Linked DNA regions of Homo sapiens: region 1 is linked to region 2. Evidence: read pairs that join two places in POLR2A ChIA-PET (ENCODE). Cell type or tissue: PC-3. All regions are shown on one strand. Links, peaks and the distances in the headings refer to the core of each region. The heading gives the core; the rest is flanking DNA. Region 1 overlaps PLET1 (placenta expressed transcript 1). Region 2 has its middle 39 kb from the start of SDHD.

Region 1 (8,495 bases), core at 2,037-7,036, 120 kb after region 2:
TATGAACAAGCATAAACTAATAAATTGGAAAACCTGGAAGAAATGAATAAATGAAGAAATGAAATTATACTTTTCATCTTCTATTCTATGTACAACATACCAAGAGTGAATTGTGAAGAAATAGAAAACCTCAACAAACCAATAGCTAGTAATGAGATCAAAGGTATAATAAAATGTCTTCCATCAAGGAAAAGCCTAGGACCTGATGGATTCACAGGAGAATTCAAACTAACATTTAAAGAAGAGCTAATATCAATCCTACTCAAACTCTTCAAAAAAAAAAAAAAAAACTGAAGAAGAGGGAATACTTCCAGACCCATAAGGTCAGCGTTACCCTGATACCAAAACTAGACAAGGACACACAACAAAAGAAAACTACAGACGAATATCACTGATGAACATACATGCAAAAATCCTCAACAAAACACTAGCAAAGTGAATCCTATAATACATCAAAGGATCATTGACTATGATCAAGTGGGACTCATCCCAGGGATGCTTCAAAAATGATTAAATTTACAGAAATAAACATGATGTACCATATTAGCAGAATCAATAACAAAAACCATATAATTTTTTCAATAGATGTCAAAAAGTATTTGATAAAATTCATCCCTTTATCATAAAAACCCTCATCAAAATGGATATAGAAGGAACATACCTCAAATTATTAAAGGCCATCTATGTCAAACTCATGGCTAACATCAGACCGAAAGGGGAAAATTTGAAGGCCTTTTCTCTAAAGACTGGTACAAGATAAGAATTGCCCACTTTTACCACTTTTATTCAACATGATACTGGAAGTCCTGGTCAGAGCAACTAGGCAAAGAAAGAATAAAAGGGCATCCAAATTGTAAAGGAAGAAGTCAAGTTAACCTTGTTTGAAGAGGACATGATCTTATTACTTAGAAAGACCTAAAAACTCCACCAAAAAACTGATAGAACATAAAACAAATTCAGTAAAGTTGCAGGTTACAAAATCAACATACAAAAATCAGTAGCATTTATATGTGCCAACAGTGAACAATCTGAAAAATCAAGAAAGTAATCCCATTTACAATAGCTGCAAAAAATATAAAATACCTAGGAATCAATCTAACCAAAGAAATAAAAGTTCTGTACAAGGAAATAAAATTCTGATGAAAGAAACAGAAGAGGACACCAAAAAGTGGAAATATATTCCATGCTCATGGATTGGAAGAATAATATTGTTAAAATGACAATACTACTACAAACTACTTACAGATTCAATGCAATCCCTATCAAAATACCGATGACATTCTTCACAAAAAGAGAAAAAAAAAAAACAAACCTAACATTTATATAGAACCACAAAAGACCCTGAATAGGCAAAGCAATCCTGAGCATAAAGAACAAAGCTGGGTTGGGCATAGTGGCTTATACCTGTAATCTCAGCACTTTGGGAGGCCAAAATGGGAGAACTGCATGAGGCCAGGAGTTCGAGCCTGCAGTGAGCTATGAGTGCACCACTGCACTCCAGCCTGGGCAACAGAGTGAGACCCTTCACACACACACACACACACACACACACACACACACACAAAACAGAGTGAGACCCTTCACACACACACACACACCACACACACAAACATACCCTGAAACACAAAAACCCCCAAACCAAAAAACAAAGCTGGAGGGATCACAATACCGGACTTCAAAACTTATTACAAAAGCATAGTAACCAAAACAGCGTGGTACTGGCATAAAAGCAGACACATAGACCAGTGGAACAGAATAGAGAACCCAGTTATAAATTCATGCATTTATAACCAACTCATCTTTGACAAAAGCACCAAAAACTTAGAATGGGAAAAGTCCAGTCTTTTCAAAAAAAATGGTGCTGAGAAAACAGCATAACTATGCAGAAGAATGAAACTAGACCCCCATCTCTCACTATACAAAAATATCAAATCAAAATGGATTAAAGAGTTGAACCTAACACCTGAAACTGTGAAACTCCTAGGAGAAAGCATTGGGCAAATACTTTGAGATGTTGGTCTGGGCAAAGATTTCTTGTATAAGACCTCAGAAGCACAGGCAACCAAAGCAAAAATAGACAATTGGGATTACATCAAGCTAAAAAGTTTCTGTACAGCAAAGGAAACAGTCAACAAAGTGAATAGACAATCCACAGAATGGGAGAATGGGAGAAAATATTTGCAAACTATTCACCTGATAAGGGATCAATAATAAGAATACATAAGGAGCTTAAACAACTCAATAGTAAAAAAAAAATCCAATTTAGTAATGGGCAAAAAATTTGAACAGACATTTCTCAAAAGGAGACATACGAATTGCCAACAGGTGTAAGAAAAAATGTTCAGTATCACTAATCATCAGAGACATGCAAATCAATATCATAATGTGATATCATCTCACCCCAGTTAAAATGGCTTGAATCAAAAAGACAGGCACTAACAGATGCTGGAAAGGATGTGGAGAAAGGGGAATCCTCATACACTGTTGGTGGGAATGTGAATTAGTATAGCCACTACGGAGAACAGTATGGAGGTTTGTCAAAAAACTGAAAATAGAACTACCATGTGCTCCAGCAATTCTACCACTAGGTACATATCCAAAAGAAAGGCAGCATGGTGCTCAATAAGTATTTATTGATAAATTAGCCTGAAGCAATGTGGGATAGCCATTACCTAGATCAGAAAGGTGTGGTTTTTATGGATTACACTGTGGTAAAATTCCTTTTATATATATTTTTGAGGAGAGAGGGTGGAAATGTTAACAAAAGCGGGAACTTTTGGAATACAAAAATTAGGATCTTATAGTACTTTCATAGCAACATTAATGAAGCATAAGGTAAATGCTTAGTAAATGATCATTCGTAGGCTTTTTCTCATCCTATAAAATTGCTCAGCCTTTTTGGGGAGCCACCTGTTGTTCTTGAATCAGAGCTGGTGTGGAGTCAACCTAGGAGTCAGCATCTTAGAAGAGATTAGGAGCATGCTACTTCTCTGAGCCCCCAAATTAGTAGATGGATAATCTTAGGAAAATTGGTTGTTTAGTTCCTTCTGGTGAGTATTTTTGGATGCTTGAAAAGAATCGTAGCCAACCCATCTCTTTGGCAGTTAAACAAGCATATATGACTAAGCAGATTGTGTATTTACATAGGACACGTATTACATTTCAGTTACAAACACCAGGGAGTGATAAATATCATCAAGGTGTCCTAAGTGGGGAGGGAAGAATAGAGTCGGAATTCTTACGAGGTGCACAATTTTAGGGATCAGCAAAGAATGTTGGCATCCTGGAATTTAGCATCATTATTAAAAGAAAACTTTGTTGCTTATTACAAGCTTATTACTGGACATACCATGTTTCCTTCTGGTTGTACATTGCGTTATATATATTATAAATAGGGTGTTGAGTCCAATCTCTCTCCTTCACTGCAAGACCCTGTTGCAGTGGTCCCTATACACAAATATATGTGTATATAGGTGTTGTTATCCCACATCCTTCAGCCAGTTAAGGGCAGGGCTGACTCTGAGGCATTGTGGGAATAACAACACTGCCTATATACACAAATACGTGTGTATATATGTGTGTGTATATATAGGTGTGTGTGTATATATATATGTATATATACACACACACACACACACACACACACACACACACACACACACATATATTTTGCCCATTTCTTAACAGAAATTACTATTAGGGGAAAAATGACCAGTTTTCACTTGAGGGAAATGAAAATTGAGATAGTTTTGCCCCAAAGTCTGGTCTTGAAAACACACATACACTCACCATTTGATTCGTTCTTTAATACCCACACACAAATAATACAATTAGACAACATTCTCTGTGTTTTAACTTACTCATTAGAGACTTATATTTGAATGGAACACATTCATTATTCTTGTTTAAAGTATAATTTATTTGTTGTGACAAAAATGTTTTTATAACATAGTTTTTTTCTATATTGGCTTCTCAGACATGGTTCGTTCCTGTTCTCTTGCCCTTCAAAATCTACTGGTGTGGACAAATGGGAAGCTGCCAGCAGCCTCAGAGCTATTTCTCCTTTCTCCTTTCTTTCTTGAGTCACATGAGTCACAGAAGTTCCTTGTAACCTGAATGGGTTTGGTTAGAAATCTGAGATCATCTTGAAAGTAAGGAAGGATTCTTCCCACAGAAACTCAGAGGTTGCAGGGGAATCATTTGGCAGTGAACAAAAGTTGAGATTGGCTGTGGAATTGGCTGCCAACCTGTTCAACCAATAGGGAGAACCTAGGTGACTAAGTTCCGGCCAGTTCTAAATATTTTCAAAAAGTGTAATATGTGTCCTGAAAGATCCAGATGAACATCTATGTGACCCAAGCCTGCCAATGAGTGCCTCCAGATCTTTGTTTTGGTCTGAAGCCGTGGCAGCAAAGTTGCACATTTGAGAATGTAAAGCCTTCATTTACACACATTCGGTTCCCAGCACTAGCTTGGAACTGAATGTAGGAGGATGCAGTGGAGGCAGAAACAATTGTTTCCCTGGCTTCCCTTTAGAAGAGAAGTGTGCTGGTGAGAAAAGCAAGCAGGATATAAATGGCCTCTGTGATGGGGCTGCTGAAGACTTGGTTGGCCAAGCCTTCGAGTCTGATACTCTTGGGTGTAATCATGAAGAAAGGCTTGAAGGCTGAGCTCTGGGGAATCTTGGCAGCTAAGGCTAAGGTTGACACTGGAAAGGTGGTTGAGGGTGCGGTTGGCACTGGAAAATGGCATCGGAACCTCCGTTGGGTGGTGGGTGGGCACTCGAGAAAGGAGGGTAATCTGATGGAATGCTAGAGCCAGATTCATGAGCAAAATTCAATCAACCCTTCTCCAGTGCCAAGTGTTTTCAGAGGAGGGGAAAAGCTGGGGGTTAAACACACAGGGTTAAGTAACAAAAATAAGGAAGAAACACTTTCTACCCTTAAGGTCTGCATAGTTCTATGAGATGAGGTGGAGACCTATTGAATTTATACAACTGCTGCATTTGTTGTTGGGGTGGGTAGTCTCCTCCTGAATGTAATCTTGTCTTTAATAGATTAGGTTAATCAGTGCAAATATGATCCAGAATGACACAATGTTATTTTCTTCTTGTGAATTTCAAGGGCTTGTAAGAACCAGATCCAATCCAGACCTGAGGACGGCCATCCCTGCTTTAAAGTTAATGGAAAGGTGCCCAGTCCAAAGCCCCGACTCTGTTTCTGTGATTTCTGAGGCACTGGTCAGTTTTATATGAAGGGACCTGATCACACATTGGTTCTCTGAGGTTAACTTGCAGAGAAGCACAGAAAGCTAGGCCCATAGTCCTGAGGGGTTGTCTGATCCTGGACAAACTGGAGGTTGGCGGGAATACCTCCAAGACTCTGAGTGGACTGTAGGGAGGTCTGTAAGGAAGAGGAAGAGACCAGATGTCTGTAATCCCAGCACTTTGGGAGGCTGAGGTGAGTGGATCACTTGAGGTCAGGGGTTCGAGACCAGCCTGGCCAACATGGTGAAACCCTGTCTCTACTAAAAATACAAAAATTAGCCCGGTGTGGTGGCAGGGGCCTGTAATCCCAGCTACTCAGGGGGCTGAGGCAGGAGAATCACTTGAACCCGGGAGGTGGAGGTTGCAGTGAACGGAGGTTGCGCTACTGCATTCCAGTCTGGGTGAGAAAGTGAGACTCTGTCTCAAAAATTAAAAAAAAAAAAAAAAAAAAAGGAAAAGGAAGAAGGGGAATGTCCAGGAGTCGACTCAGGCCTGTGGAGTCTTCTTCCCGCCTGGAGGGTGCCTTCCAGTAAGGTAGCATTGTCTAATCTTTAGCACTTCCCCAGGCCAAATGTTTCTCTGGCATCCCACTAACCCAGACAGTTGGAATGCAACTACTTTCTTTTTCTTTTTTTTTTAACTGGATTTTGTTAGCCTGGAGCTAACGAGTCCTGACTAGAAACAAACCTTTTTTTTTTTTTTTTTTTTTTTTTCCTTTTTGGCATTTATGTCAGGGAAGCAGGAGCCTAGGAGAGTCAGAGTGACACCATTTAAAAGTCAACTACATCTTGCAACTAGCAAGCACATTCCTTGCCAGTCACAGCCCATGGTCCTAAGATGTTTACAGTTGAGGAAACAGACTGAAGATACCAACAAGGACACACTCCTGTAACAGCGGAAAGTCCAGATGTCCCAATACCCTTGACAATATATGCTTTCAAGATAATTATAGTTACGCTTTGATGGACTTACACACTAAAATGTCAGGGATAGTTTTCTTTACATCAATAAAGTAATAAATTTTGTCATGCTGTCAGCCCACCCACACACAGGCACAGCTTAGTTTAGTCTTTACATAGACAAGGCCCCTATACAAGAAAAACTTAAAGACAGTGTGTTCCTCCACCTGCTTTCTGAGGACACCCTACTCTGTAATAGAGTAGCTTTCAGTAAACTATCTCTTTTCACTACAGGCTGCCACTCACCTTGAATTCCTTCCTGTGTGAGATCCAAAAACGCTCTATCGGGATCTGATATCAAGACCCCCCTTTTCCAGTAACATTTACACAAGGGTTCATCTTGGCAATGGCCTTGAGGAAAAAACTACTCTCTGTTTTCTTGCAGAGGGAAATCCACCAAGGAAATAGTTAAGACATTCATATAATAGTTTCATTAGGCATAATCACTTTACAATTTGTTGTTGAATATAATTCTCCCTTTGAACACATTTTGCAATGCGTAACTGGCGGGAAAATAGGCAGCATGCTAGGTGTCTTTCAGTGTCTGGGGGCTCGTGAGGACCACCTGTTGTTGGACAGTGAGAAAGGCTAATGTTTCTTGTTCTTGGTTGAATCTTGTATTTAAAAAAGTCATTCAAAAACAATGTATTTTTATAGTTTTGATGTAAGTCTAAGAAAAGTGGAAAAATATGATATGGAATAGGAGTCTTCTTTTGGCCATTTACTTTCTGTGTGGCCTTAGACAAGTTACCTATTTTTCTGAATCTCCTTTCTTGAACCTTTTTGTAAATTAAAAAAAAAAAAAAATTAGGCTGGGCGTGGTGGCTCACGCATGTAATCCCAGTGCTTTGGGAGGCTGAGGTGGGTGGATCGCTTGAGGTCAGGAGTTCAAGACCAGCCTGGCCAACATGGTGAAACCCCATTTCCACTAAAAATATAAAAATTAGCCAGGCATGGTGGCTCATTCCTGCAATCCCAGCTACTTGGGAGGCTGAGGCAGGAGAACCCGGGAGGCAGAAGTTGCAGTGAGCTGAGATCGCACTACTGCACTCCAGCCTGGGCAACAGAGCGAGACTCCATCTCAATTAAAAGAAAAATTAAATAGAGACAAAGTCTCACTGTGTTGCCCAGGTTGGTCTTGAGCTCCTGGGTTCAAGGGATCCTTCCGCCTTGGCCTCCCAAAGTGTTGGGATTACAGGTGTGAGCCACTGCACCCAGCCTTAAATTTGTTATATATAGCTCCTTAGAGGGAGGTAAGAGAAAAGAAAGGGAATGGGGAAGAAGATGGGCGAGGAACCTCAGGGAGGTGCGAAGCTGGGGGCGACAGCCTGTGAAAAGCTGTGGAAATTCCTAGTAGAGTGGTGGTGGCCACAGGCCACTGTAAGAACTAAAGACATTGCTATTTCTATGATATCAATCCTTCTTTGTGCAACTCCCCAGCCTCCACCCCCAATCCCTTTAAAACCCTTTGGTTAAAGTCTACTGTATCCATTAAGGCTTTGTGTGAGTGGGAATTATTTGTGGAAATTGAGGAAGATGTTTTCACATTGTGTCTATGTGGTATTGAACAGAAACAGCTCCTATGGAAGCGGCATTTGGAGCCACAGATGACCCTGAGAATATAAAGACCCTGGGAATTTGCAGAAATCTTGGGGGAGGGCTTTTGTTTTCTAAAGGACATGGGACAACGGGTTGGGCAAATATTCTATAGGTCTCAAGGTGCAGGGAGACTCAACTGATAGATAGCTGAGTGATGCGTGGTAAGAAGACCCTCTTTTCTAGGGAACCCACAAGGTAATTTTCCAGGCTGACTGAGTTCATTGCAAGACTTGCAAATGGGCTGCAAAGGAACTCACGTTTTTCTCTTAGCTTCAGAGTAGAAAGTATAGGCAGCGCTCTGATCTGGACAGTGAAAGCTCTGTGGAGGGCAAATCAATGAGAGATAATGCTGAGGACCTCATGCGGAATTCACAAGTTCAGCTCACATTTCGGACTTCCCCGCCGCTTAATTCCTTTTGTGCTTACTTTCTGTATGGCACAATGAGCAGATCATTAAATACTGGTCTGCTTTTGATTGATAAGATCCTCCACGATCTTGGTCAACTTCCACACAGCCTCTCCCATTCCAACGCCCCTACCAACATCACCACCCTGACTGCCCACAGGCTGGTACACATACCTCTGGTCTTTGTTCAAGCCAGTCCCTCTGCCTATAATACCTGTCCTGGTCACATCTGCTCATAGACTCAATGGTAACCTCTATGAAGTTG
Region 2 (8,495 bases), core at 1,786-6,785:
GAAAACAAAAAGGTATGAATTATTAGGGATATAATATCCAATTAAGAAGAAAGATGTTAAAAAATGACTCAGAACTATGGCAAAAACTATTCTATTTTGGAGGTGTTTTGAAATTAATTTTAATTTATGGGTGTTTTGGAATGAAGCAGTCCTGTCCTCTCAAAAAGCAAACAAACAAACAAAAGGGCATTGTGATTTTGATTGCTTTAGAATGTCAGTAGGACTAGTTAGTCAAAGTCTATTTCTAAAACATACCTCCTTTTCGTCATTGCAAAGGAGAAGTACACTTTACTTTCAAGGCTGACTTTGGGCATTGAGAACACAGAAAGATGATTTCCTACATTCTTAGCTAATTAATTTTAAGTGTAGCTGGAAGCCTGGTGAGGCAGAACTTAAAGAAGATGCTACTTCTTGACTTTTAAGCAGAGGCAGCAAATCACTTACAGTAAAAATTACTCAAGGAAATCACTCAATTGGCTTTTTTTGCTATGGAATTGTGACTTTTTTCCTATAATGCCCTAGGGAAAGAATATAACTGTACCTCCCTTCCTTCCAATTTCTTCAATGTCCATAGCTTTAAAGAAGAGGTCAAAATTTTGTATAAAGGACTCAAGAACCTCTCGAAAGGACAAGCTCTAAGAGTCCAATCTCTTACCACTCTCAGCGTCAAGGTTAGGGCACCTTCATTGGAAGGAAACTGCACGGTCCAGTTCTAGACTTGGGGGCAGATAAGGCCAGGAGTTCCAGTTTCCTGCCATAAAATTACCACAATGGCTGGAGATGAAACCAGCTTGACGGCCCCTGCACTGGCGAAGGCAGCAGGAGAAGGGCACAGCTTTTGGCATGTGAAATGGCTGGTGCTGGAAGCTGGCCTTACCCAGCTGTCTTGGGGCAGACTTACCTCCTGAGAAAGTAACTATGTCCACAGAGCTGTTGTCTTGAGAACCCCTGACTGAACTAACGGTGAGACATGAGCTTGTTTTTTTTTCAAGGAACTCTTTAGTCTAGACTGTTGCAGCAAGTGGAAAGCCCCTTAGACCTTCTTGGGACATCTGTGACCCTAGCTCCTACAGTGACCCTTCCAGGAACAACCAGTCTGGTGGTGATGGGGTCATCTTTTGGCCTCAAATGCCAAACAAGCTTGAGCCTCTCTTTCCCCGTCTTCTGACACTTAGACTCACAAAGGAGCCTGCAAGCCTAAGGGGGATGAAACTGCATGCCTTTGGAGATGAAACTGGACTTGTGTGTGGGCGCTGAGCATTAAAGGTTGGGAGGTGAGGGTGTGTGCAGTTGGATATTATAATAACCTCAGTAATGATTCACACATGTAAGGCAAAAATAAGAAGCTCAATTCTTCCTGTTAAAAATAAAGGATGCCAGGCATGGTGGCTCACGCCTGTAATCCCAGCACTTTGGGAAGCCGAGGGGGATGGATCACAAAGTCAAGGAGTTCAAGACCAGCCTGGCCAAGATGGTGAAACCCTGTCTCTACTAAAAATACAAAAAAAAAAAAAAAAATTAGCTGGATGTGGTGGCAGGCGCCTGTACTTCCAGCTACTCGGGAGGCTGAGGCAGAGAATTGCTTAAACCTGGGCGGAAGAGGTTGTAGTGAGCCCAGATGGCGCCACTGCACTCCAACCTGGGCGACAAAATGAGACCCCATCTCAAAAAAAATAAAAATAAAAAATAAATAAATAGATAAATAAAATAAAATAAAATAAAATAAGGGATGAGACCTGCCCTGGTCCCTTTTCTTAGAGTATTTACTTTAGAAAACGTGTAAGTTCTCTTCAGAATACATAAAATCCTTGTAAAATTTAAATACGAATTTTGCTAGCTTTACAACCCAGGAATGTCTTTCTCAAGGACCCAGGAGCCATCTCTTCTGAATGTAAACTTCCAGGGAAAATCATTTCCCTGTGTCGCAGTTTTTGTGAGAGTGTAGGAGCCTAGCTTCGGCAGGTGCCTGGCACCCAGTGGCAAAACTCCCTGCTGCCAAGAAGATAGCAGAAGTTTCTTTTTCCTTTGTATTAAACCAAGTGACTAACACAGGTGGTCACCCCTGTTACCAGGTGAATTTAGGATGAACGATGTGTTATGAATGGCGCTGTCAAGTCCTCTTCCTTGGACTGATGATTGTTTATCTTGAGAACACGTGTGTAATGGATTGCGTCTGTCTGGCTGTATGAAAGGGTGAGATTTATTTCTGCCTTTGCAATCTTTTAGTGAATTGCTTGGGATGTGCATCACTTTCTGGTTTAATGCTTATTCAATAATAAGTGTGTTTTCTTTCTCTTCCTTTGTGGAGAGATTTACTGGGTTGAGAGAAAAGTTTATTTTTAAGTATATTTCCCCAATTACACTAATGCCACAACTCAACAATATGTGAAAAAAGGAAAATTTATATTGACTTGAATCCTTCAGAAGACCTGACTTTTAACAAATTTATTTTGTCAGACTTTACAAGAAAATGGCCTTTTTTTCCTTTTGTCTCTTCCTCTCCCCCTCATTTTATCCAATTTTCCTATATTGCCTGTCTCTCTTTTATCCTATTAAAAGACCACTCTTAAAATAAGATAAAGTCACGATTCTCAAACAGATGTAAAAATGAACACGTTAAAGATTTTATTCTATTCACTTAATCTATGAGAGAATCAGGAAGCTGTTGCAACCAGTTCAGAAGATAATCTGAAGAACAGACACATTTATAGAGAAGAAATATTGAAATAAATGGGATGGAGGCAAAACTGGTTTTCAGAAGGAAGGAGGGAAGTCAATGGCTCTTCCACTACACAGGAGAGAACTGCATGTCTATAGACAAGAATTATTTTGGATTGTTATCAGTTCTATACAACTTAAAGAATAGTAAAATAGCTTCAGCAGAATTGGAGTCAGATAATTAGAGGGGCCTCCTCAAGACCATGCATAATATAATTTTCCACTAAAGCATAAAAGTTCTCCTACAATCTTCTTTCTTTCTTTTTAGAGACAGAGTCTTACTCTGTTGCCCGGGCTGGAGTGTGGGGGCACGATCATAGCTCATTGCAGCCTCGAACTCCTGGGCTCAGGTGATCCTCCTGCCTTAGTCTCTTGAGAAGCTGGGATGACAGGTGTACACCACCGTGCCCAGCTAAGTATTCTTCTTACTGTAAAAAAAGATTAATAACATATGTGGGCTGGGCATGGTGGCTCAAGCCTGTAATCATAGCACTTTGGGAGGCTGAGGCGGGTGGATCACGAGGTCAAGAGATCCAGACCAGCCTGGCCAATATGGTGAAAAACCCTGTCTCTACTAAAAATACAAAAATTAGCTGGGTGTGGTGGCGGGCGCCTGTAGTCCCAGCTACTCAGGAGGCTGAGGCAGGAGAATCGCTTAAACCCGGGAGGCGTGTAAAGACACTTTGAGAAGTCGACAATAGGTAGTAATTATTTTCTTTTTCTCTACCTAAACAAGTTTCTTACCTTAAGTGTGACTTAAAATTATCTATTCTAGGAAGAATTCACTGATTAACTCAAGCTGGCTTAGCTCCTCTGTTTACTATCATTATTAATAAACATTTTTTGTCTTTAGTGTGCTGTTGCTGTGTCTGACAGGTAATGTTTGCATAAATAATTATGTCTGTAAAGCCATGAGTAATTGCAATAATTATTAGGATTACTGGTATAGGTAAAAATAATTAAGAAATTTCTTTTCTTTTTAAAATTATTTTCTTTTTAAAATTTTTTATTTCCTCTATCTGAAGTCTACCCTGCAAGCAACTGCTTTTCTTCAACTGCAGGATGTCAGAAAACCAGTGTGACAAGTTAAAAAAAAACAAAACAACCAATTAAAAAACTAATTGACAAATAATTATATATTTTCAAGGTATACAATGTGATAATTTGATATACATTGTTTGATGATTACTACAATCAAATTAATTAACACATCCGTCACCACACCATAGTTACCATTTGTGTGTGTGTCAGGGTAGAGGGCGGTAAGGACACTTAAAATCTGTTCTCTCATCAAATTTCAAGTAAACAGGACAATATTATTAACTGTAGTTACTTTGTTTACATTAGATCCCCTGAACTTATATAGAAACCCCTAAAGATTCCACCAAAAAACAGAACTGAGAAATGAGTTCAGTAAAGTTGCAAGATATAACAGGTTCATTTAGTAACTTGATGGATGATTTTGGCATATTATAGACCTGGTCTATAGTATCTTTTTTGTTTGTTTTTAACATTTAAAAAATACATATATTTTTCTCTGTCTTATAGATACTCAAGTTCCTTAAAAGCAGGTATTACGTCTGGGTCATTTTTGTATGCCCAGCACCTGGCACAATGCCAATGCCTGGCACACAGTAGGTGCTTAATAATACCAACCAAATGACCAACTCTCTGACTTTAAATTTCTATTTTTCTTTTGAGACAGGGTTTCACTCTGTTTCCCAGCCTGGAGTGCAGTGGCGCGATCATAGCTGACTGCAGCCTTGATCTCCCAGGTTCAAGTAATCCTCCCGCCTCAGCCTCCTGAGTAGCTAAAGGCAGGCGCCACCATGCCCAGCTAATTTTTTTAATTTAAATTTTTAGTGGAGATGAGATCTTGCTATGTTGCCCAGGTGATCTCCAACTCCTAAACTCAAGGGATCCTCCCTTGGCCTTCCAAAGTGCTGGGATTACAGGCGTGAGTCACTGCACCTGGCCTCTGATTCTAAAAGTCTTGAGGGCAGGGATCCTGCTTGCTGTCTCCTTGGCATGCCAATGGATACTGGCTTTATGCTTCTGCTAAGGTCTCAATTAGTCTCCTTATTTTGAAATTATCTTTCTTGTCTCCTTGGGGCCCACAGATACCCAATAGTATAGTGGTTTATTGGAAAATTATATGTCGTGGTGGAAAGACTAAGGGGCTGGGAGCTCTGGCACTACCAGAGACTAGCTGGGTGATCTTCGGGCAAAGCATTTCACTTCCTGAACCTCTGTTTATTTTTTCCTCTGCACCTCAGTATACCCTTCTGTATAACAAGGATAATAGCCTCTTTTTTTTTTAATTGGAGCATTGTGATTATAAACAAGACCTATTCTGTATGTTGAATTCTATAGAAGCCATGAAAGGACTTAGAAAACTATGAGCTGCAATTTAATTTTTGATCTCAACTAATTTTTAAAGCAGCAAGCATGTGTGTGGGTTGTGTATGTTATGAATATGCATCCAATAGATTTATCTTTTAGTTGCTTTAGAGACTGAAGGTGCATTTCCTTCGTACTCATTGTTTTAAATGTGAGATTTGATACTACCAGGCCTGTCTGGACACTTTTTTTTTTTTTTTCGAGACAGTTTTATTCTGCCTCCCAGGCTGGAGTGCAGTGGTGTGATCTCAGCTCACTGTAACCTCCACCTCCCAGGTTCAAGTGATTCTCGTGCCTCAACCTCCCGAGTAGCTGGGACTACAGGCATGCGCCACCAAGCCCAGCTAATTTTTGTATTTTTAGTAGAGATGGGGTTTCACCATGTTGGCCAGGCTGGTCTCGAACTCCTGACCTCGAATTCTGCCTGCCTCGGCCTCCCAAAGTGCTGGGATTAGAGGTGTGAGCTGCCGTGCCCAACGGAGACCTTCTTAAAGATGTCTGTCCCTATGTGATTCTGAATATGGAAAACTCCATTGCCAATGAGGGTCATGGTTTTGTAGAGAAAGCAGATGGTAAATGGACTCTACTCTTCAGGAATTCAGCTTGCTTGGCAAGTAAGGTTGGATAGGCCAGGTGATGTCAGACCTAAACCAGGAGTCATCCTGCATTCCTCCCTACCCTTACCCTCACATCCAATCTATTGGCGATTCCTGCTGACTCTCCAAAAAGTATCGGAATCAGAGAGCTCTCTCCTCGTGCACTGCTACATCTGGTCCGGTGTTGTTATCCCTCATCTAGGCTAGCACACTGCCTCCTAACTGGTCTCTCTGCTTCCACCTTTGCCCAACTCAAATCCATTCTCTTCCCAGTGGCCAGAATAATCTTTCAGAAACATAAATCAGATTGCATAATTCCCCCAACTTAAAGCCCTGTGTTGGCATTTAGATAAAATCCATACCCCATTCTTGAGTCCACAAAGACTCTGACCAAACCACAACTGCCTCTCCCACCTCATTTATGGCCACTCTCCCTTCTGCCAAATCTCCCCTGGCCACAGGAGCCATTTTCTCTGCTTCCTACACTCCAAGCTTGCTCCAGCCTCAGGACCTTTGCACCAGCTATTCTCTGTGCCGAGAATGCTCATCCTCATAATCTTGGCATGGGAGATCTTGTCTTGGCTTTCACATCTTAGTTTAACCATCACCTCTTCATAGAGGTTCTTTTTTGTTTTTGTTTTGTTTTGTTTTTGTTTTTGAGATGGAGTCTCACTCTGTCACCCAGGTTGGAGTGCAGTGGTGCGAACTCGGCTCACTGCAATGTCTGCTTCCTGGGTTCAAGCAATTCTTCTGCCTCAGCCTCCTGAGTAGTTGGGATTACAGGTGCCTGCCACTACGCCTGGCTAATTTTTGTATTTTTAGTAGAGACAGGTTTCACTGTGTTGGCCAGGCGGGTCTCGAACTCCTGACCACGTGATCCACCCGCCTCGGCCTCCCAAAGTGCTGGGATTACAGGCATAAGCCACCACGCGCAGCCTTCACTGAGGTTCTTAATTTTTCAGATAGCATTTTGTGTTATCTGATTTTTGGATCTTTAAAACATTCTGTCTACATGTCATTTTCCCCCTACTAGAATGTAAGTTCCTTGGGAACAGGGATCTTTCTCTGTTATTTTCTGAATACTTAGTGCCTTGAAAAGAGCTTGGCTTATAGTAGGTGCTCAATAAATATTTGTCAGATGCATGAAAGGCATTTTAATACTTCTTGTTAAATTGGGGTCGGGTGTGATGGCTCATGCCTATAATCCCAGTGCTTTGGGAGGCCAAGGTGGGTGGATCACTTTGAGCTCAGGAGTTTGAGACCAGCCTGGCAAACATGGCAAAACCCCATCTCTACTAAAAATACAAAAAATTAGAGGGGTTTGGTGGCATGTGCCTGTAGTCCCAGCTACCCCAGAGGCTGAGGCAGGAGAATCGCTTGAACCCCAGAGGTGGAGGTTGCAGTGAGCCCAGACTGTACCACTGCACTCTAACCTGGGCCACACCACGAGACACTCGGTCTAAAAAAAAAAAAAGAAAAAAAAATTAGTTTGTCTTCTTCTACCTAAGGGTGAAAATAACATGTGAGCTTCAAGATTCAATGCATGGCTTCCAACCCTGATGGGCTAGCTGGAGAGTGGTGGAGTGAGAAGACAAGGTGGCAGACCCAAGGTGGATTGTCAGATGGCAGAGATGGGAAGACACCAGGAAACCAGGCTCATATTTTCATGGAACCACTGGCTGCTGAAGCCTGTGACTTTGGCAGGCAGCCCAGGGTGAATCACTACTTAGATGAATGAGGAGATTCTGCTTTGTCCCTGACACTTCAAATTGTTATTCCTTCCTTAAGCAATTTATGGGCACTCCCATAGACTCTCTAGCCTTTGGAGCCTTTGCATTAGGAGCTTGATTTATGGATATCTGTATAGTTACAGGAAATAATGTCGTATAAAAGGCATTTAATATGGAGGGGCTTTATGACCCCTTGCTTGGGTGTAACCATCCCTGTCAGGGTGCCAGGAGAGAAGGGTGGAGCCTTTTTGGATGCTGGGAAGTGAGGGTGTGAGGTGTTATCCAGGTGGGAAAGGCATGCTGAGAGGGAGGGCCCCTGTGTGGTTCTGAACACTGTGCTCCATCCACACAGCCCTCCTCGGGGGCTGGGTGCAGCAGCTGTTGGAGTTCTTTCTTCACAGTAAATATTTAACCACGTAAGATGCCCAGGCTACCAGCCACTGCTAAGTGACAGGCAAAATCCTAAGCCACAGATGTTGCCCTCTGGCTCTCAGCTCAGAGAGCTGAGGCTGTTGACTGGAGTCCTCAGAACTTCAGAGAGCTTGGAAGTTTGTGCATTTCATCAACTGACTTGCTTTGTCTGCCAGAAAGCATTAAGCCTCAGAATTTATACCTTCCCTTCTTCATTCATTTGTGTATATTCATACATTGAGCACCTGCTCTGGTCCGGGTTCTGCGCTTAGGTGATTGGGATACATCAGTGAATAAAACAGACAAAGGTCTCTGCCTCTGGGACCCAACGTTCTACCAAGGAAGAGGGACAATAAACAATGAGCATACTATATATATTAATTATATGTAAACATTATATATTATAAGGTGATGGGCCTATAGATGAAAAATAATGTGGTGTAAAGGGAACTAGAATGTGTGGAGGTGGGACGGGGCAGGTTATGGTATTAAATAGCCAGGGTAAGCTTCACTGAACAAGTGAGATTTCATCAGCATCCTGAAGGAGATGAGGAATTTGTCAAATGGACCTCTGAGGGGAGAGAATTACAGGCAGAGAAAATAACTAGGCCCCAAGCTGGAAGTACGCTTAGAGTGTCAG

The links. Peaks named below come from ENCODE experiments on the same cell type or tissue, not always from the same donor. Only the 100,000 strongest peaks of a DNase experiment are listed, where the experiment ranks them.
Region 1: POLR2A ChIA-PET joins it to region 2 with 6 read pairs; 3 of 35 experiments call an interaction of 5 or more read pairs at or near these places.

Annotation. Positions count from the first base shown.
Region 1 is chr11:112,244,267-112,252,761 of GRCh38, forward strand. It overlaps PLET1 (placenta expressed transcript 1), which reads right to left. Exons shown (of 4, transcript NM_001145024.1): 3 at 8,082-8,143; 4 at 3,887-4,708. The coding sequence ends at 4,533. Among named protein-coding and RNA genes, the nearest start is that of PLET1, 12 kb to the right of the region's middle. In PC-3, for the core only: no CTCF peak of the experiment used is centred there; DNase peaks (open chromatin) are centred at 3,135 and 4,135; H3K4me3 peaks cover 894 bases; H3K27ac peaks cover 2,416 bases.
Region 2 is chr11:112,121,167-112,129,661 of GRCh38, forward strand. No RefSeq gene overlaps it. Among named protein-coding and RNA genes, the nearest start is that of SDHD, 39 kb to the left of the region's middle. In PC-3, for the core only: no CTCF peak of the experiment used is centred there; no DNase peak of the experiment used is centred there.